2 separate regions of the Homo sapiens genome follow, and region 2 is linked to region 1. Evidence: chromatin loops called from intact Hi-C (ENCODE). Cell type or tissue: PC-3. All regions are shown on one strand. Links, peaks and the distances in the headings refer to the core of each region. The heading gives the core; the rest is flanking DNA.

The links. A loop is a pair of places that touch in the nucleus more often than their neighbours do. Peaks named below come from ENCODE experiments on the same cell type or tissue, not always from the same donor. Only the 100,000 strongest peaks of a DNase experiment are listed, where the experiment ranks them.
Region 2: a loop joins it to region 1, with 4 times the contacts of the local background. A loop is called at or near these places in 7 of 110 quality-filtered maps.

The regions. Positions count from the first base shown.
Region 1 is chr15:38,193,516-38,198,905 of GRCh38, forward strand. No RefSeq gene overlaps it. Among named protein-coding and RNA genes, the nearest start is that of SPRED1, 57 kb to the right of the region's middle. In PC-3, for the core only: no CTCF peak of the experiment used is centred there; a DNase peak (open chromatin) is centred at 2,206; H3K27ac peaks cover 2,891 bases.
Region 2 is chr15:38,245,058-38,250,447 of GRCh38, forward strand. No RefSeq gene overlaps it. Among named protein-coding and RNA genes, the nearest start is that of SPRED1, 5.1 kb to the right of the region's middle. In PC-3, for the core only: no CTCF peak of the experiment used is centred there; a DNase peak (open chromatin) is centred at 2,494; H3K27ac peaks cover 2,050 bases.

The DNA of each region.
Region 1 (5,390 bases), core at 312-5,311:
CAAGATCCCTTAATCACTTTTTGTGAAGAAGAGGTTAGTATCAGTGTCCTGGCTCCCAGTTAGGGCATATACTGTCTTGTTAAAAATCTCTTGTTTTAATTGAGTGGTGCTGTCTCCTTCCCTTCCTTTCCTGGGCCATTTTTGAGCACGGAAGAATGGTTTGTGAACCATGTAAATAATAAATAACCCATGCCACACCACATTCACATAAAAAATGGTGGTGACTCATAGTGGCAAGAAGTCCAGTTTTAAAAATGTGTGAGTATGTTTGTATTTCTTTTTCATCTGAATTCCTACAAAGTAAAGATTTCACATAAGTGATTTTTCCATATGACAGAAACTTACTCCTTCAGGCACTCACACATTGTTATTTAATTTTAACTATTGTTAATGGAAACATTTGTAAAATACCATAGATGATTCTACACTTTTAAACTAAGTATGCTAAACTTCAACCTTTTCTTGATGATTCTAGATTCTCTTCATGGTTATCAAAAGTTGTTCTTTATTTTACAAGGCAATGGAAGGCCAGGTGAGGTGGCTCCCTCCTGTAATCCCAGCACTTTGGGAGGCCAAGGCGGGTGGATCACCCGAGGTCAGGAGTTTGAGACCAGCCTGGCCAACATGGTGAAACCCTGTCTCTACTAAAAATTAAAAAAAAAAAAATTAGCTGGGCATGGTGGTGCACAGCTGTAGTCCCAGCTACTTGGGAGGCTGAGGCAGGAGAATTGCTTGAACCTGGGAAGCAGAGGTTGCAGTGAGCCAGGATGGCACCATTGCACTCCAGCCTGGGCAACAAACAGTGAAACTCCATCAGGCAACATAATACAGCAGAAAGTTTATTGAATTAGAAATCAGAATGACTTCATTGAGTTTTTTAACCTCTCTGCCACACAGTTTCCTCATCTGTAGAATGGGAATATTATCTTCCCTGGAGTTCTCTTTGTTGATGATAAATATTAAATTATATAACACATGTAAATATTATCAATTATTAAATATTAAAGTGTAGACACTGAAACAAATGACTGTTTCAGCCCAAGAAGTGTTACATGGCTATGATTTTGGTATTCTTGTGTTTACTGTACCTGCATCATGATTCCCCAAAGCAGTTAGATTATGTCTAAAGTTACAGCAAATAGATCCTGAGTAAATGGATTCTACTTTAAAAAAAAGAAAAAAGTCTTACTTTTGTTCATATAGGTTTTATTTAAAATTCCACATATTTTTGATATCTGGAGTTCTCTTTTGCTTATTTTTTCCTTCTTTGCTCTTTTTGGCTAGTTGAGTTTGATAGATGGGAGATTTCTGAGTCACTGAAGTTTTATAATCTGTGTAACTTTTTTCAGCATGAACACAAATGCCATGAATATTTAATGTAATATTTCCCATGTTGACTGTTTCTCAAAATAGATCTAGGTATATAAAAATATGGCCAATGCTGACATATTTTTTTCAGTGTGAGTACAGCCACTGAGATCAGTATAGCCACACACCGTGGCCTACGTGGTTAAGTTTTCCAAGCATTTGGGGAAAGTGTTACATTGACATAGTTCTAATATTACCATCAGGCTTTAGAACATGGATTCCTAAGAAACCATAAGTTCAGCCAGCCACATTATAAACAGAGTAGATGGCACTGGGGGCATTATCCCTCCAGAGTTGTTGCATAAAGCAATGTGTCTCTCTTCCAAAGAAAACCCTTAACCTCACCTTCATAATTTCATCACAGAGCAAAAGAATAACTGAGCTACAGAAAATGCAGGCTCCAAATTTGACAGTGGTTCTGAAAGTCATTTCAGGCAATGGCTAAAGCAGTAGTTTCTAAATGCTGGACTGTGGCCGAGGGCATCAGACTTAGCTGGCAAACTTATTCCTAGCTCTGACATCACACTACTGAAATCAGATCTTTTGGAGATGAGGCATAGGCATCTGTACTTTCAACAAAACATCCCGGTGATTCTCCTGAGCAGGCCATATTTGAGAATCACTGGTCAAAATTAGGTAATTGAGATTGCCCCCACTCTGCACTATCTCACAATTGATAGAATGCTCCACAGAGAGGCACCGGACTCTACCATTCTCCCCCGTCAATAAACACTCATCTAACAATAGTACTCTGATTTCTATTCCTTCACCAACTATTTACTCAGCTCTTACCACATGCATTGTGATGGCTGCCAAATTTACAATAATGAATAAGGCAGAGATGGTCTCTTCCATCCATGAGCTCAAAACCCAGCGGTAGGAGGAGGGGGAGGTGGTGTATTACATATTAAGCAAATAACCATTAAAATTTCTGTATATCATGAGTGCTATAAAGGGAAACAATAGAGTGTTTGAGAAAGTATGACTAGTGTTCAACTATTAATGGATATGAGAGTTGTCAGAGAAGACTCCATCAAGAAATAACATTCAATTTGAGATTTGAATAATGGGCATCGTTTAGGACTATGAGCAATCCAAGATTAACAGCAGGTACACGTACCCTGCTGCAAGAGTTTCACTTCTTGCTTATGCTTGTTCTCAAATCGGAGTCTCGGATCCACTGAACAATGTGCCTTAAGGCAGCTTAGGAAAAGAACAGTCAGAATGAGAAGGAAGTCCACAGCACCAGTGGAGCCCATTAAGAAATCCCAGACCTGGATGTTTGTTTATTGTCAGTTTCCAATCTAGGGGTCTCTTAATCAGATTTTACATAGTTTAATCTAAAACAGTGGTTCTCAATCTTGGCTGTACATTGGAATCTCCTAGGAAGCTTTTAAAAATTCTGATGCCTTGGCTTCACTCCTAGAAATTCTGATTTAATTGGTCTGTGGTGTAGTCTGAACATGAGGGTTTTCTAAAGCTTTCCAGATGATTCTAACGTGTAAACAATGTTGAGAACCACTACTTAAAATAGGAAAATATTATATCTAAATTTATCAACAAGGAAAGTCAAAGGAGAGTTATAACAATCTGTGTGTTTTATATATCCCTGTTGGAAAGTGAAGAACAGCTGCTAAAATTGAACCTTAAGTCACTAGCACACCAACCACTAAAGATGGCCTCATTGACTCTCTGCTTCACATACAGATGACTCTCTTCAGCACCTGATTTGCTTTTATGAGGCAATCTTTTACATCTATGGCTGTGTGTGCTGGGCTAAGAAAGAAGATGTACATGAAAGTTAGCAAAATATCTTTTCCCTCAGAAAATTTGAAGTCCATTTGGAAAGACAGGACTAACAACAACAAAATAATAAAATGAATACAGTTCAAGGTACTAGTTAAGACAACAGAAGTTCAAGAAATGGGGGCAAGAAAAGCTTCACTGAAAGCTGGGCTGATCAAAAGAGACAAGAATATATAGGATCTAAGTGATACGGGAAGAGCAGAAAAACCAAGGCAAAGCAGCAGGAATAACCATGGTAGAAAAAGAGAATAGGGAAGAGACCTGCCTCATCCCCCACAGTGGGAGTTGAGAGTAACAAGAGATCAGCAATCTCTCCTGCTGAAGTTGGTCAATGACCAGCAGCCATTGTTACATCTTGTTTTTCAGAGAACCATTCTTCTTAGGCATCTTCCTTCATAATGAAGAAGGGTGGTTTCATTTTTCCATTTCCTTCTGTAGGAAAGATGACTAGCCATTGATTTCCAAATGTTTAGATGTCAACAGCCAGGTTTTACAATTTTTAGTTTCTCATAGATCCCCTTGTCCCCCTGGGCATAGGTAGGTAGAATAATCTCTCATATTCAATCTCTCAGGTATAAATTTCTCCAGATGACATACACAAAGGGGAATAAAATCATAACTATTACATATTATGTGCTTACTAAGGCACTGGGGAACATGAGGTAACATACATTATCTCGTTTAATCTTCACCACATTTCATTAGGAAACTATGATTCCCCATTTTTCAGATGAAAACCATGATGCTCAGAAACAGTAAGAGATTTGCCCAAGTTTGCACAGTAAGCAGTGGAACTGGCACTTTCACCCAAGTTTAACTTGTAGGTACTGCCTTTTAAAAATTTTATAACAGACAAGAAATTAAGATTCTTGGTATTGCTTTACTAAATCCAAGACCTCAGCGATCACTGTGCAGCAGAAACATCTGTGGCACTTTTTTTGACTATAGAAGTTTGGACCATCCCCCAACCCCACCTCAGAACAACTGAGAATCTCCAAGGCAGGGCCTAGAAATCTATATTTTTTAAACCCCACACATGATCATGACGTACAGCTTGGATGGAGAACAATGGGCCTATTCAGTGGCAAGGGCTGGGAAACATTTGTGTAGCTTAAATGCTACTTCCTGTGCTTATATGCCGGTCTATACAAGGCTCCTCACTTTGAAATATGTGTAGCATTTTTCTATTTAAACTGTTGGAAACAACCATAATAAAGAAAACAGCGATGATGAAAACTAATAGAAGCAAGTTTGAAAAGACACTCTACTATGGAGAAGCTCAATAAATCCCAAGTTTGGGACACTTGTGAAATGTCACCATTTCTAGTCAGTAATGGCCTATGGGATTGTTGCATTCTTCAAAAAGTATTAAAACATATTACACTAACCCTGTTTTTTTGGTTTGCTAATGTGCTTGTGGAGCTGAAGGCTGTTTGAGACTAACACAGTTGTTGATTTCAAGCTTTTCAGCATATATTTACTGCACCCTTAAAAATTATCTTCTTTAAGGCCAGGCACAGTGGCTCATGCCTGTAATCCTAGCACTTTGTGAGGCTGAGGCAGGCAGATCACGAGGTCAGGAGATCACGAACATCCTGGCTAACACGGTGAAACCCCGTCTCTAGTAAAAATACAAAAAATTAGCCGGGCGCAGTGGAGGGCTCCTGTAGTCCCAGCTACTCGGGAGGCTGAGGCAGGAAAATGGCGTGAACCTGGGAGGCGGAGCTTGCGGTGAGCTGAGATGCGCCACTGCACTCCAGCCTGGGTGACAGGGTGAGACTCCATCTCAAAAAAAAAACAAAACAAAAAAAACAACAAAAAAAAACTTTTTAAAATACATGCTAATAGAGGTCAGATGTTTACCACCATGGCAGAAAATGTGGTTTGAGACAGATTTGGGCATCATCAAATAATGATGATTTTGTTCACCAGTCACAGTATCAGCATTTTTTAATGTTTTTACAACTAGCATGTGATTATTGCAGGCAAAGGGGCTTGGACTAATCATGGTAGGCTGGGAGAACCAGAGAGGACCTTTAGAATATTTGGAAATAAGGGGGGGATAGGAAAATTTGGGTCAATCCTTTATCTTTTTGTTGGGTAGCAATTAGTTTTCATGTTGTTCAGAGTATCATTCTGAAATGATCATACTCAAAGCTAAATTTTCTTTCATTTGGAGCAAAGGACTCTCACTCAAGGGCTGTCTGTATGAAATG
Region 2 (5,390 bases), core at 70-5,069, 51 kb after region 1:
GGTTAGGAAGGGACACTATTAAAGATAAAGGGATTACTGGCCAGGTGTGGTGGCTCATGCCTGTAATCCCAGTACTTTGGGAGGCGGAGGCAGGCAGATCACCCGAGGTCAGGAGTTCAAGACTAGCCTGGCCAAGATGGTGAAACCCTGTCTCTACTAAAAATACAAAAATTAGCCAGGTGTGGTGGCGCACGCCTGTAATCCCAGCTACTCGGGAGGCTGAGGCAAGAGAATTGCTTAAACCCAGGAGGCAGAGGTTGCAGTGAGCCGAGATCACGCCATTGCCCTCTAGCCTGGGCAACAGAGCGAGATTCCATCTCAAATAATAATAATAATAAAGATAAAGAGATTACTTACAATAGGGCTTCTTAAACTTTAATGCACAGATGAATCATACGGCGGTATTGTTAAAATGCAGATTCTAATTCAGGAAGACTGGAGTGGAGCCCAAGGGCCTGCATTTCTAACAAGCTTCCGGGTGAAGCTTTGCAGCTTTGAGTGGCAAGGATATGCAATATTAAACATGAACACTTAAAACATTTTTTTGTGTGTGACGGAGTCTCACTCTGTTGCCCAGGCTGGAGTGCAGTGGTGCGATCTTGGCTCACTGCAATTTCCACCTACTGGGTTCACGCCATTCTCCTGCTTCAGCCTCCCGAGTGGCTGGGTCTACAGGCACCCGCCACCATGCCCGGCCAATTTTTTGTGTTTTTAGTAGAGACAGAGTTTCACCATGTTAACCGGGATGGTCTCGATCTCCTGACCTCGTGATCCGCCTGCCTTGCCTCCCAAAGTGCTGGGATTACAGGCGTGAGCCACAGCGCCTGGCCAAAACATTTTTATATGCGGGGTGTGGTGGCTGACGCCTGTAATCCCAGCACTTTGGGAGGCCGAGACAGATGGATTGCTTGAGCTCAGGAGTTTGAGGCCAGTCTGGGCAACATGGCGAAACCCCCTCTCTACAAAATACAAAAATTAGCTGGGCATGGTGATGGGTGCCTGTAGTCCCACCTACTTGGAGGCTGAGGTGGGAGGATTGCTTGACTCTGGGAAGTGGAGATTGCAATGAGCTGAGATTGTGCCACTGCACTCCAGCCTGGGCAACAGAGGAAGAAAAAAAAAAAACCCAAACTAAACAAACAAAAACCATTTTTTAACAAAATAAACCAGTCAATGAATTTATGCTTCCCAGTATAGATATGTTCTGTAGGTTTATCAAAGACTTATACATCAAAGATAATTATGAAATTATCCTCCCTTTTACCCTTAGTTAATGGCAATGAAGAGATGATCTACAGTGCCCCAGTTCACACTAATAATGTATTTGAGAGCATAATCCTTGTTACATGTCTACTTTAATAACAAGATAACTACTTTTGTTATTTACAGCAACACATTTGCACATTCATGTGTCTAAGAAAACAACCCGTGATGACAGAAATGTTTTATATCTAGATTGTTCAATATGATAGCGACTAACCACTTGTGGCTATTGAGCACTTGAAACATGGCTAGTATACCTGAGGAATAAACAGCCACATATGGCTAGTGGTTACCATGATCATCGATATCTGCTAGCATCACCCAAAGACAACCAGATGTTATTTGCCTTCTGATTGAAGTAGTCCTCCTATCAAGGCTCTAGATTTAGAAACCAATTTACAAAAGAGACTCCAGATGTCCCCAGACCCTACTCTAAGAACTGATGGTATAAAGGAACTTACGTACCTGAGGCCCACAAAAGGCAGCTGATAATAGCCAAGGAATTTAATTCTTTCGTTATCTAAAAGTAGGACTCTCCTGTTAAATCATTATCCAAAGTAATAATGACTTGAAAGTCTATCCCACCAAATATCCCATCTTTGAGAAATTATAATATTGAAACATACACACATACACACCCACACACACAGAATTTTGAAGGAGGGGATGAAACGGGGTTGAGCTCTAGCCATGCCTTTACTATTGTGTAACCTCTGGGACCTCTCTGATCTTCAGTTTGCAAGTCTCTTTGTAACCTGGAGTTAATAATAATACCTACTGGGGAAGGGTGTTAGGAAGGTAAGTTCCTGAAGGGCAATGTGTATTTCAAATGTAATCCTGTTGTAATCCTATACCATGGTTAATTAGTACTCATTAAAAGGGAAAGCAATGCCATATTTAAAGCAAAATCCAAGGAACCAACCTAGAATCTTTTGTCATACTAAATTTGTGTTGCACGTGGCCTTGGATTATTTTATGATGGGTATTTCAGTCCTTCATATTTGTTGTAGTGGGACATAACCGTTAAAGAATGAGCATGCTAAAGCCATTTGGGAGAATAATGGTAAGTGCTTTATTTAGTAGTGTGGGGTCTGGTAAGCATCCTCCCTGCTAAGATTATACAGAAAATAAAGGAAATTGCAGACTGCTCATTTCCCTTGTACTCATCCTAATCTTGTGGAAACTTCCTGTAAAAGGCAGTTATAGCATTAAAAGTAAACTGATTACACACTCACCGGATACTGCCAAACCAACAATTGCCGTCCTTAGGGAAAAAAGGAAAACAGCATACTTATCCTTTATACTTTGCATTAGTTTGGAAGAACATGGGAATCCTAGTGATGGGGAAGCAGACTCATGCCAGAGGCAAGGAAACTATTTAGAAACATGGTTACCACTTAGTAATTCCACTGAGAGGCAGGGCTCATTAGCCAAGAGACTGGTTAAACTAAAGAAAAAAAATCATTTATTAAACAAAGTACATGATGAAAATAGGAAGTTCCGATTGATCAAGGCACACATTAACTACAGTTTTAAAAAACAAAATTTTAATAACATCTGCTAAGGAGTAATGTTAAGGGTAATTTTAGAAATGGAAATATGCACTTGTATTTTATGTACTTTTAGAACCTCATATGTTGGCATGGCTGTCTCCTCTTTTGGCTTCTCAAGAATACAAATATCTGATGAGAGCTTCTGGTGCAAGGCACAGTGTATGTGAAATGCTAAACTGCAATAGTATTAAGTCCCAATAGTAAGCCAGAGGGGATTCCTGATTTCAACTCCAGTGCCAGTCAGTATAGCTTCATTTTTATATATAGTCAAGGCTCTGGTATAGTATTTTACCTAAAAAGCCTCTATTACTTACGACCACTGCTAAAAAGGATGCCAAAAAATATAAAGGGCAGCCCCTACCTTCAAGTCACTAAAATTTAATTGGGAAAACAAATATAAACTCATAAAAAATGAATCAGCAAAAATAATAATTATCAACACAAGTATAAACAGCAAAGGCAAAAATAAAAGAATCTGAGAAGACCAATTCTGAACTCATAAGAAAGATGATTACTATGGGCTGAGCAATGTGAAAAAAAGAAAAGAAACTTTGAATAGGAAAATAGCATGCCATCTGCCAGTGTCTCAGTGAGGACAGCCTACTTTTTGCTGTCCTTGTGAATAAACCCTGGCCTGATACCTACATGGAACTCAGAATCCACTTGTACCTTCTTAACTTGGATCATATCCTATACTGGCAATTACTTGGCAATTGTTCTCTTGTTCCTCCCTCTTTGGCCCATGGATCCTATTGATAATTAATTACCTCGAACAGGTCATTAAATGGTTGTGGCTAATTCCTAAAGCTGAGGACAATAATACAGATAGTCACTTGTGATAACCAGCTATTGTGACTAGCTTCCTTCCCACAGGGCTACCTAGAAAACACAACTGAGCAAATATAAGTATCTCCTTTCTTGCTGAGCCCGAATGTGGCCATAGAATTCTTCTTGATTAGTACCAACTGAATGGAGTTGGAGCTTAAGACAAAACTGTGATCTGTATTTAGCTTCTCACATCTGGCTGGATCCCCTTTCCTAACTGAACTATCCCTCTGGCCTTGACCAGTGTCTATCTAAGCTTATGATATACCACTGGCCACCCTTTTTTGTGTTTAGCTGGAACACAGCTTTCAATCACGGATGTGCTGGGAGACAGGATGACAAAAATGGTTTTAAGGAAAGGGGGAGTAGATGATGAAGGACTAAAAAGGGCCAAGCACCTGGCATACTTACAAAAGCATGGCCCCATCATAGACCTAGTGATCACAATTTCTGAGCTGGGGTCTAGGAATCTGCATTTTAAGTACTTGCAGTGTATTTTAAAAAAATTATTATAGAACATTTTAAATTATAAAATAGTAAAGAGAATGTATTCATCATTAATCTATAACCAATCTTGTTTCATCTATATCCTTACCCATTCTTCCTACTCCTCACCCCAGTGGATTATTCTGAAGCATAACGTTTCATCTGTAAATATTTTAGTACATATCTCTGAAAGGTAAGGACTTGAAGAAAATGTTGCCATAAACCAATACTTAAAAAAAATTCCTTGTTTTCATCAAATCTCCAGTTAATGTTCAAATCTCTCCAGTTGTCCCAAATTTAAAAATATTTAAGTCACGATCCAAATAAGATCTCACACATTGTCTTTGGTTGGTACGTCTCTTTACTCTTAAGGTCCAGACACCCGGATAGATAAGTCGAGGCCTCCTGAGTATAGAGCAGCCAGTGATTGACAGTCAGACTAGAAGATCCCTTGGCTCTGAGCAGTAGCACCATTTCTGACTGCTTCAGAGTAGAAGACTCTGAGCTCTGCTAAACCAAAGCAAATTTTTAAAAAGTTGGTGAGATCTTTAACAACTGGGTGAGAGAACTACAAATGCGTTGTTGAAAAAAGGGCACAAAAGTGTTCTAGAAATGGCATAGGACCACCAAAGGCTGTGGATGGTTTGCTGACTATGTCTTGGTCGTGGAGTTGAGAGCAATCTTTAAAGCATTAATTTGGGCTATTGATCACATCTTGCTCCCTTTATGTAAGCAGTGTGTGGTGTATGTGGAATGTGGAAATAGCCAGCACAGTGCCTGGCTCATGACAACCAAGATTCTTCCAAAGACTATACTGACAATTTCCTTGATACACTAGAACCTCAAACAGATGCAAATCTTCAAAAGATAAAGGCCTTTGCAAATGACCGACTTTCCTTCTATTTACTTAATCATAATAACTGTGATAGTTTCATTTATTAATGGCTTACTAAGGACCAGGCCATGTGTCTAGCAACTGATAGTTATTTGTTGAATGCATGAACAAGAATATTGAATGCTTTACATTTAATCCTCAGAGCATCTGCCACTATTTTGCCATGAAGTTTATTACTATCTCTGACAAAACAGTAGTAAGAACTAGGACTTATTCTTACTGTGAATTCTTAATCTGTTCTAAGTAACTCTGTATATTATTATCTCGTTCATCAGCACAACAGCTGTGTAAGTTAAGTACTATTATCCCCATTTTATGCAGGCCCAGAGTTTCAGTAACTTGGATAAGAACACAGATTATAACTGATG